Linked DNA regions of Homo sapiens: regions 1 and 3 are each linked to region 2. The links are chromatin contacts, found by Hi-C or POLR2A ChIA-PET in ENCODE. All regions are on one chromosome and are shown on one strand. The core of a region is the stretch at or near the end of the contact, and the rest is flanking DNA. Distances in the headings are between cores, read along the strand shown. Region 1 has its middle 86 kb from the start of CD53. Region 2 has its middle 52 kb from the start of KCNA3. Region 3 holds the start of KCNA3 (potassium voltage-gated channel subfamily A member 3).

What was found. Hi-C counts contacts between places; a loop is a spot of excess contacts on that map. ChIA-PET counts read pairs that join two places held with the same protein, here RNA polymerase II (POLR2A). Pooled maps may share reads with other maps.
Region 1: a map with no recorded cell type shows a loop between it and region 2 (7-fold over the local background). The contact joins two enhancer-like sites. A Hi-C loop is called at or near these places in 1 of 168 maps with a recorded cell type or tissue (vagina), 6 of 37 single-sample maps with no recorded cell type and 5 of 50 pooled maps. POLR2A ChIA-PET finds 5 or more read pairs at or near these places in 1 of 52 experiments (CD4-positive, alpha-beta T cell).
Region 3: a loop to region 2 is called in a map of OCI-LY7, with 2.8 times the contacts of the local background. The contact joins the promoter of KCNA3 here to the enhancer-like site in region 2. A Hi-C loop is called at or near these places in 4 of 168 maps with a recorded cell type or tissue (CD4-positive, alpha-beta memory T cell, OCI-LY7, chondrocyte and 1 more), 26 of 37 single-sample maps with no recorded cell type and 12 of 50 pooled maps. POLR2A ChIA-PET finds 5 or more read pairs at or near these places in 9 of 52 experiments (CD4-positive, alpha-beta T cell, CD4-positive, alpha-beta memory T cell, OCI-LY7 and 5 more).

Annotation. Positions count from the first base shown.
Region 1 is chr1:110,785,629-110,789,401 of GRCh38, forward strand. No RefSeq gene overlaps it. Among named protein-coding and RNA genes, the nearest start is that of CD53, 86 kb to the right of the region's middle. RefSeq lists an enhancer at 1,926-2,265. Within about 2 kb of position 2,168, at least 7 of the 41 ENCODE cell types and tissues checked have a DNase peak (open chromatin) inside an H3K27ac peak, as active enhancers do.
Region 2 is chr1:110,724,999-110,728,429 of GRCh38, forward strand. No RefSeq gene overlaps it. Among named protein-coding and RNA genes, the nearest start is that of KCNA3, 52 kb to the left of the region's middle. Within about 2 kb of position 1,838, at least 3 of the 41 ENCODE cell types and tissues checked have a DNase peak (open chromatin) inside an H3K27ac peak, as active enhancers do; they include OCI-LY7, where a contact is called at or near this core.
Region 3 is chr1:110,673,000-110,676,378 of GRCh38, forward strand. KCNA3 (potassium voltage-gated channel subfamily A member 3) reads right to left here and starts at 1,941. Exons shown (of 1, transcript NM_002232.5): 1 at 1-1,941. The coding sequence starts at 1,810. The coding sequence ends at 83. RefSeq lists silencers at 1,677-1,776, 1,887-1,936, 2,007-2,066.

The DNA.
Region 1 (3,773 bases), core at 918-3,417, 61 kb after region 2:
ATCATGATAACAATATTATTGTGATAACCAACATTTATTGCCTATGATGGTGGGCACCATGCTGTGTGTTTTATGTGTGTTGTCTTTAATTACAAGTCTGAACCCTCATACCAAACCACAATAAAGCCAAGCCACGTATCTTTTTCCTGCTTTCTCAAGCCATTTTTGGGCCTGCTTGGACCTGCTCTGCTCTCCCCAGAAAGCCTTATTATATGAGTCATGGACCATTTCGTACCCTTTGGTGCATGTTTGGCATCATCAATCTGAACCAAATTTGGAGTGGAAGTTCATTCCACTCTTGCAGACTGATCACAACCTTGTCTCATTTAGAGTTTACAGTGACTGTATGAAGTAGGTGCTAGAATTATCTCTGTTTTACAGATGACAAAACTGGCTAAGACATTAACTAGTCCAAAGTCACATAGTTGAGAAATCATACATGGATACAAACTGAGATCATCCTAACTCTTGAAGCCATGCTCTAAGCTGCTTTGCTCTACTATTTCCTAGGTAAGGGACTTTGGACTTTATCTTAAGGCCAATGAAACAACATTGAGAATATTAAGTAGGAGAACAATATGATAAGTTTTGCATTTTGTAAAGGTATATCTGGAATTTGTGTACAATAGAGTGATTTGCATTGACATGTATAATTCCCTTTTCACAAAAACAGATAAAGTAATTAAGAATAAAATTTTACCTAAAATATGAGCCTTGTGTAAAGAAAGAAGGCAACATTCTCAGGTGCCAGAAATAAAGAAGGATCACAAAACTTAAGGGAGCATGGAGCCAAAGTTGAGTACATTCAGGGTACTCGATGTCAGGGTGATGAGATTTTAATGGCAACAGAGAGATGGTTGATGAGACCCAGGGCCTCTGCATGTTAAAGAGCTGGAAATGAACCAGCCATATACAGTTGGAAGTTACTGGTTTATGAAGGAAACTATGAAATTCCTCTGTTTCACAGCTCAGAGATACCACAAAGCAGCTTGATAGGCTCATGAGAAGATAGAAAAAATTAATGCAAGGAAATTAACCCCTCAAGCTGGTTCAGCATACATGATCTCTAAATTGCACACCACACAAGTATAGAAATCTAGAGTCAAGATACATTGTAAAATTCCTCTGGAACCAGTGAAATTCACAGAATCGCAGCAAAGGAATTTGAAACTGCCCCACAAGATTGTTCCCAGGTACCAGGACCTGAGGGTCTTCCATGGAAAACAACTCTCTTTCAAGAGGAGCTCATGATTTAAAAATATTGCAAGTCACATAAGGAAACAAACTGATTAGAGAGGGAGTGGTAGAGTGCACATACAAACAGCTGCAGTTAGTAGAAAATAAAAAAGGAGAGTCTTTAAGTCAGATAAGCTCAAAGAGAAAGAGAAAGGTAACTTCACAAAGCAAGAGGAGGACATTGTAGGAAAGGAGTCAGTAAATCGAAAAAGAAACAAATCTAAATTTTAGAAATGAAAAATATAGCTAATCAAATTTAGAATTAAATAGATGGGTTTGTAGACTGATCAAGAGAGAATTGGAGGAGAATGATGTCAGCAGGATGGCCAACTAAAAGCTTCTAGCGCTCATTTTTCCAACAAAGATAGCCAAATAACACACAAACAATCATGTTTTAATAAAAACAACTAAAGAAGAGTGGCTGAGTATGGCAAAGGAGTAATAGAAACCCCAGTGAACACGGAAACTGAGGTTGACCACACAGAGAGCAAAAGGAAACACCTGGTCTTCACCACCCCACCTCCCAACCAGAATCAGCTAGAAACCAGGAGGAACCTCTTTTTATGGTGCAAAGGTAGACAAGAGGATCCCAGTAACTGCCATCAACTCTTTGGACACCTACACTTCTCATCACTGGGGTCCCCCTGAAGTCCTCACATGCACTAAGTCCAGCTGAGGGAGCTGCCTGGAGTCTGCAAATCTGTGTTCCCCCCAGAGAAGGAGCTGCCACTAGGCCCCATCCCCTGTGGCCTGCATAGCTACTGTCTTACCCCATTTCGGAACTGGAACTACTGCTGGAGTGTCTTGCTCCAAGGGAGAGTAGCCATGGCTCTTGTCCATCCCTGAGGCTAAACCACCTTTGATCCATCCCTGCCCAGTGGCCTAACATCCCAAAGCCAAGCTTCAAGGAACTGTTACACCTTTGCCCATGGGGCTGAACAGCACCACCTACACCTCCTCTCTCCCCCTTCAGCTGGAGCTGAAGCTGCACACTTCCTCCTAAGAAAACAGTGCTTTAGCAGAATAGCCCCATCTACTTCTCTCGGTTATGGCTGTGCCCTGCCCCTAAGGTCCTGAACTGAAACTATGTGCTGCCTCTTGAGGAAACAGTGCCTTGGCAGAGCCCCACGTCTCAGGGAAATAGTGCCTGGCAGCCCAGAACAGCCACCCTCTATGCCTGAGCCTGAGCTGAAGTGGCACACAAACCCCTGGGGAATTGGTGCCCTGGAACCTGAGCAGCTCAGGGCTGAGCTGACGTAGTACCCCATGTTCCAGGGAAACATGGCAGTGACTGAGCTGAGACACTCTACCCTACAGGCTAACCTACTCTAATACCTTGCTTTCCTGGCATTAGACTAGTCTCCTGGAGTCTGAGCTGCCAAGAAAGCCCTCTCTCCAGGGAATGCAATCGTCACTGTGCTGCTCCCCTGACCCCCAGGGCCCAAACGACAGATGTGTTTGACCACTATGAAAACTTGCTGCTGCACCTAGCCTCACAGAGTCTGGGATACTACTGAGTCCGCCATCCCGGAGTCACCACTACATGTTGTCTCATCCCCAGGGACCCAAGTTTCCACTGAGCTCCATTGGACCAGGTTCCCAAATTGCAGATATACCTTGCTCTCTGTACCCTAAACTCCAGAGCTCCTTTTCTTCCCTGGAGTTGGATATACCCTCCACACAGGGGTAGACTCACAGCTAAAACCAAACTCTCTGGGTCCAAGCTTCTAGGGGTTTCCTCAGAGTCACAGATCCTGGCTCTGCAGGCAAATTACATCCAACCCTGCCATAAACAGTGAACCTGCACCTCAAGACCCAGATGCCACAATAAGTTCATGAGACTCTGTGGGAAAATTGAAAGTAGGAGGACTTCAAGCACCCACAAAGAAAGAATTTTAAAAATAACAAAAGAAAACATCAAGTCACGTATAAAGAATCCCCATTAGACTAACAGCAGATTTATCCTCAGAAATCTTACAGGCCAGGAGAGAATGGAATGACATATTCAAAGTACTGAAAGAAGAAAAAAAAGGCAGCCAAGAATACTATACCCAGTAAAGCTATTCTTCAGAAATAAGGGAGAGCCAGATTTGGTGACATATGCCTGCAGTCTCAACTACTCAGGAGGATGAGTTGGGAAGATTGATTGAGCCTAGGAGTTCAGATCAGCCTAAACAACATAGCGAGACCTCATCTCAAAAAAAGAAAAAAAAGGAAAAAGAAATAAAGTCTTTCCCAGACAAGCAAAAACAAAGGAAATTCATTACCACCAGACTGATCTTATGAGACATACTCAAGGGACTCCTATATCTGGAAGTGAAAAATGATAATCATCATTACGAAGACATGCGAAAGTATAAAATCACTAATAGACACACAAATGAAAAACAGAGAAGAAATAAGCCTTATTACTACAGAAAACTACCAAACTGCAATGATTAAACAATAAGAGAGGGAGAAAGGGACAACAGATATACGAAACAACTAGAAAACAATTAACAAAATGACAGCAGGTCTTACCAATCAGTTATAACCTT
Region 2 (3,431 bases), core at 588-3,087:
ATGGCATGAACCCGGGAGGGGGAGCTTGCAGTGAGCCGAGATCGCGCCACTGCACTCCAGCATGGGCAACAGAGTGAGACTCCGTGTCAAAAACAAACAAAAAAAAGTATCATTGCTCAGCTTATAAGTTCTACTTCATGTTACTGCAGATTGTGACCCCCAAATGAAGTAACTTTTGCTGTTCCTTCTTATTAAAAATAATACATGCTCAATATATAAATAAAAATACAAGCAAAAAGAGTATTAAAAAGTCTGATAATTCTACCCACACAGACATAGCTAGTATTAACATCTCTCCATTAGCTTTTCAATGCAATGCAGCTATTATATCTATGTGTGTGCATGTATACATGTATGTATAATATTTTGCTGAGGGAGGAAGGTGGAAATAGCATATTAAGAGAGGGATGTGGGCTTTAGAATAGAAAAAATTCAGCAAGCCTGTGCTCTGTGAGTGTGAAAATAACCACTGGTGTCTACTTAGATTCAGTAGGGTGGGAGTCTTGCTGGAAATGCTTTTTAAATTTCTAGTGCCATAATCTTTCTTTCATCCAAAGAGGAAAAAATGAGTCTTTACGTATTTTTTAATGTAGCGATAATTATCATTCATCAGCATACTGCACACTCTTTATTTGGGTGTTTATTAAGGATCTATTTCATGCCAGACGCTGGAGTTGGCACTAAAAACAAGGATACGGTTACTGCTCTCAGTGAGTTTTCAGTCTGGTGGGGGACACACATGAGAAATAGCACAGGCAAAGCCCCTGGGTGCTGCCTGGCATGTCCCAGCACTCAATAAAAGCTCCCCCCAACACTTTTCTCCCTCTGCCGTGGTTGGGCACCATGCCTTATTCATGCCTTTATTCCTTGCAGCACCTAGAACAACATCTTGTGGCTGGCAGTAAATAGGTGGGCAAGATTATCAGATTTTTTAATACTCTTTTTGCTTGTCTTTTTATTTTTATATCGAGTATGCATTATTTTTAATAAGAAGAAACAGCAAAAGTGACTTCATTTGGGGGTAAGAAAAGTAAATAGGTTACCACAGTGCCATGTGATAAATGTTAGGAGGTGGGAACCACAGGATGCTGAGGAGCATTCAAGGTGGGGGGACCAAACCCAACTGTGAAGAATTCCCAGAAAAGGTGGTATCTATGCTGAGTCTTCCAGGGAAGGTCATAGTTTGTCAGGCCATGAAAATAAGGGGTAGAGAAAAAAATAATTCCTTGGAGAGGGAAGAACATGTGCAATGACTCGGAGGCAAAACTCTGTGTGGGGACTGCAGGTGCAGAGTGGGAGGAGCATGGAGTTGGAGGGGTGAAGTGCAGAGAGATAAGAGTGAGAAAGGCCTTGGATACCACGCTCATGAGTTTAAACTTTGTCCTGATGGTTAAGGGGAGCCACTGAATTCTTTGAAAAAGGGGGTGTCATTATTTGTGGGGTTGAATGTAAACAGCTGGGTAAATGGGTCTATACTTCTGGAGACAGATTTAAGCTGGAGATGTAGACTTAGGAGTTATTTATATACAGATGGGAGATGAAGTTTGGGGTGTAAATCAAATCCCTAAAGAAATCTATAATGAGAAGAGTGGCTGGAAACACTGACATTTAATGAGAAACAGAGGAAGTTGCCTGAGAAGGATTAGCCAGAGAGGTAGGAGAATAACCTAGAGATAGTAATGTTTGGGTACCAAGGAAAGAGAATTGTGTAGATACAGGAGGAAAGAATCACCAGCTGGGGAAAAAAGGGTCAAGTTAGATAATAACTAAAATGATATTACTTGAATTTGACAACAGGGTCATTGGTGGTCATAGTGAGAACAGTTTCAGGGGAGTGATGGGGTGGAAGCCAGATTGTAGTGGGTTGAAGAGTGGGGGTGGAAAGAGGAAATGAAGGTAACAAATATAGACAACATTTTATGAGGTTTCACTTCAAAGGGGAGAAAAGAAATAGTGCAGTAGCTAAAGTAAGACCTGTGATTGGAGGAAGACTTCATTATTTTAAGATTTAGAAAAGCTGTTCAAGCAGATTGAAATACTGATGGGAAGAAAGAGAAAGTGAAAGAGAGAGAGAGAAGATAATTCTTCCAAAATGCTTTCATATTTATTCATTTGTTTAGCATTACACAGTTCACTTAGGAGGCTATTAATCTTTTTTCCATTTTCAGGCAGAAAAACTAAATGAAACCCAAAACAATGAAGTGAATTCTCTAAGATTGTATGTCAGGAAAATGAAAGTGATAAGCTTAAACTCTGGGGTTCCAACAGACAGTAAAGATTCAGGAAGAAAAATGCATTTCCATCTGTAAAATCCCTTGAGCCCAGAGCATATCCAAGGTACTATGATCATCATGCCCCCAACTCCCCCACCCTCGACTGGGAGGGGAAGCCAGTCTTGTAGCTCTTATCAGACTGTATTGAGCTGAAGCTTTAATGAGCAGCAGCAATCTGTTATTTTCCTCTTGTTTGCCTTGCAAGTTGCTCTTTTAATTCACATCAAGAGAGGGAGAAGGAGATGAATATTAAAAGCGCACATCAAGGGACTGAGCCAGCCAGGGAGACAGGGAGCTCTTCAGTATGCAGGGACAGAAGCAGGAGTTTGATGTGAGACAGGAACCATTGCCCTGGAGTCTGCTCCGGTGTCTGACAAGCCTGCCCTTGGGAAATGTTGCTCACTAGAGTTGCTCTGGTATTGGGAAAGGGTTGTTTCTGGAATTGTCTGCACTGTGGGCTTGGCTGACTCTAGAATGACAACAGAAAGAAAGAAACTATTTCTGAGACTTTGAGAGAATAATTTATTATGATGTAGAAACCAAAGTGTGGGGGAAGAGTTTCTGTAATGGGACATCTGACCTAAAAAGAGCAGTAAGTCCCACTGGTCTCAGATGGTTTGGGTGTAGGAAAGATGGAAGGAAAGGGTCTCAATGTCAAGAGTACCAATATTTTTTTTAGTCTCTATTCAGTAGTGAGGCTCTGATTCTCCAAGTTAATTTCATAAAGTGGTGAAAATCCAGAGCAAAGGCCAGCAAACATTTGGGAATTGTTTGCTTCAGCTGGTCCAGATGACCCTATAAGGGACTTATCTTCTCTATAATCTGAGAACTTGGAAGAATAAGAGCTTAATAAGGGTGCATAGGAGGTTAATCTTATCCCCAAGTACTGCAATAAATGCTCACCATCAGAATCACACAGAGGTTTGTACTTGCTAATTCAGCCAAAGTCAGTTCTTGGGAAGACCTCAGGGTTATTGGCTGACTGTAATGGTGTAATGGGTAAAGGCCAGGATTGGTTGATTGGTTGTTAAGGGTAATAATTTTGTACCAAGCCCAAAATTATACAGGGCTGGCATCTTCAAGTTCTTGCACTGTGCATGGATTTGGTAAATTCTTAATAAATCTTTGTTAAATGAGTGAATAAATAATCTTGGTTTC
Region 3 (3,379 bases), core at 691-3,190, 52 kb before region 2:
AATGTATAAAACAAGGGCATAGGCAGACCAAGGGGGCACGTTCCACACAATACTGAGCACAGCATGTCACTTGTATCACATATTAAACATCGGTGAATATCTTTTTGATGTTGACACAAGAGTTGGGATTATTGTTCGTGGTGCAGGTGGCAGTGGAATTGCCCGTTTTGAAAGGGGTCTGGGGGAAAGCGCTATGGTTCATACCCCCCTCTTCGATCACCATATACTCCGACTTACTCAGAGTCGAGTTACTCCTTGCTTTTCGGAGCTCCTCGGCTGAAGAGGAGAGGTGCTGGCAACTTCCCACGTGCATGTACTGGGATTGCTCTTCCCCTTCTGTCTCCCGGTGGTAGAAGTAATTGAAGTTGGAAACAATCACGGGAACTGGCAATGCGATGGTCAAGACACCGGCGATGGCACAGAGAGATCCCACAATCTTGCCCCCTATGGTCACTGGGTGCATATCGCCGTAACCCACTGTTGTCATGGTTACCACTGCCCACCAGAAGGCATCCGGGATGCTGCTGAAACCTGAAGTGGGGTCGTCTGCCTCGGCAAAGTAGACCGCGCTGGAGAAAAGGATGACCCCAATAAAGAGGAAGAAGATGAGCAATCCCAGCTCCCGCATGGACGCCTTCAGCGTTTGCCCGAGGATCTGCAGCCCCTTGGAGTGGCGCGACAGCTTGAAGATGCGGAAGACCCTTACCAGGCGGATGACCCTCAGGATGGCCAGAGACATGGCCTGCTGTCCATTGCCCTGTCGTTCGGCCAGCTCGGTACCCAGAGTGATAAAATAAGGAATGATGGCCACAATGTCGATCAGGTTCATGATGTTTCGCGAGAAGGTGGCTTTGCTAGGACAAGCGAAGAACCGCACCAGCAGTTCGAAGGAGAACCAGATGATGCACAGCGTCTCCACCACGAAGAAGGGATCGGAGAAGCTGGAGGCTCCTGCGCGGGACCCCGACGTGCTGTTGCCGGCTGCTTCGAATGAGTCCTGCGACGTCGAGGCGGGGTAGTCCTTCTCGTCGCGGAACTCCGGCAGCGTCTCCAGGCAGAAGATGACAATGGAGATGAGGATGACCAGCACGGACACGATGGCGATGCCCCGGGCCGGCCCGGAGCTCTCGGGGTACTCGAAGAGCAGCCACACCTGGCGCTGGAAGTCGCGGCGGGGCAAGGGCCGCTCCTCCTCCCGCAGGAAGCCCTCGTCCTCGCGGAACTTCTCCATGGCCTCCTCGCCCAGCTGGTAGAAGCGGATCTCCTCGGAGAAAATGTCGATGGGCACGTTGACCGGCCGGCGGATGCGGCCCCCGGACTGATAGTAGTAGAGGATGGCGTCGAAGCTGGGCCGGTTGCGGTCGAAGAAGTACTCGTTGCGGAGCGGGTCGAAGTACCTCATGCGCCGCTTGGGGTCGCCCAGCAGCGTCTCGGGGAACTGGCAAAGGGTCTTCAGCTGCGTCTCGAAGCGCAGCCCGGAGATGTTGATGACCACGCGCTCCCCGCAGCAGTCCTGCTCGCCCGCGGCCGGCAGTGAGGGCGGCAGCGGCTCGTAGCGGTCGCAGCCGCCGCCGCCACAGCCGCCTTGAGGCGGGGCCCCTCCACCATCGGCCACCTCCGGCTCCAGCAGGTGGTCCCCGGGCACCACGGTCATGTCGGGCGGCAGCTCGCGGCCTGCGGCGGGCTCCGCGTAGCCGTGGTTCACCAGCGTGTGGGCACCGCCGCTGCTCGCTGGGCGCTGAGGAGGGTGGGCGCGGTGGCGGGCTGAGGGCGGCGGCGGCGAGCGCAGAAGGCTGAGGCGCTCGTCCATGCGGCGGGGAAGAGGCGGCAGCGGTGAGGCCAGGTCGCTCCTCCTCGCGCTCCCCGCCCTTTCGCCGCCTCCGCCCCCGAGCCGAGCCCACCGCCTGTTGCAGCCAAAGCCGCGATGCTCTGTCTGGGTCTGGCGCGGTCAGCCGGGCTCCCGCACGGGGACGCCTCCTCCCTCCTTCTCGCGCTCTCCGCCCCCTCCCCTGCGGGGCGCGCGCCCGCCTCCGCGTCCCCTTAGGATTCCCGCCCACCGCGCGGGCGCGCGTCCCGCTCTCGGGGGCAGCCGCCGGGCCTGCATTTCTTGCAGCCCTCAAGGCCCCTCGGTGTCAGCGAAAGAGCCCTCATGTTGTACCTCGGCGCCCCGCGGGAATGCCCACCCAGCAGAGCCGGCCCACGGGGAGTCAGGCTGCCGGCCCGGGCCCCTAGGCTCCGCCCGCTTCTGGTCAGCGCCCCTCGCCCCCGGCCCGCCTGGCCGCGTCCCAGTCGCCAGGGTTTTCGGCCCGTGGGCCGGGAGAGCTCCCGCCGCGGCCCCGCGGGCGCCGGCCCCCTGGCCTCCACACCCCTAGGTACAGCCCGGGGAGGGCAGGCGGGCCCAGTGTCCAGGGAGGGAGTGCAGGCCAGGCGGGCGCCCTGGGCCAGAGGCAAGCCTGGCGCCGGCATCCCAGGTTCCCTTGAGGGTCGAGGACCGCCAAACCCTGGGGAGGAGCGGGGGTTTAAACAATTTAGCTTCTGCTAGGATGCGAAGCCAAAGGGAGTAATGGGTGCTGATGGGCTTCGCAAACGGAGTCCGAAGGAAATGGATTGTTAAAGGCGTTCGGGCCCTGCTGCTTTAGTGAATAGTTCACACCCGTTTTCGCAGCGGAGATGTCGGCCACTGGGAAGAATCAAGGACCAAGTTTCTGATTGGGATTAGCAGTGACAGCCTGGTCTTTATCCACTACACAGGTTTCCTGTTGGCGGGGAAATAAGAGGAAAAATGGGAAAGGAAATTCACGAAGTCGAAGTTGTGTGGTTAGAAAGTCCAGCTTTATGACTCAAGCCTGTCGTGGAAGGGATGAGAGCAGGACCTGTACCTAGACTTTTTACTTAATATTTTGGCACTGCCCTTGTGGTAGGGAATTTGCAGCGCTCTAGTTGTTAAACTGGAAGGACATTCATTCTGCAACTTGTACCTCTTGCTTGATCTGGGCCCAGAGATAACTTACATGTATCTTCTTTAAACTTATTTTTCCAAATTATTGTGGTTACTTTGAACACAATTTGTTTCCAGAAATTTTAGCAATCTAATATAACTCAACCCTAGGCTTTAAAAAGTCTGTTTTTTATTGTATCATTCAAATCATTTACAGAAGAGGAACTATTGTCTAGACAGCTCCTCACCCACCCAAAGTTAGCTGACAATTCAATTTTAAGTAAGTGATTTGTGGTCAATACTTCCCACCACCACTCCCAACCATGGGGTTCTCTAGGGCACAGAGTAGGTCCTAGCCAACTTATATTTCTAGCAACTACCAAAGTGCCTTGTAAATGGTGGAGACTTGGTACATACTTGTCAGATTGAATTCCCCAAGGA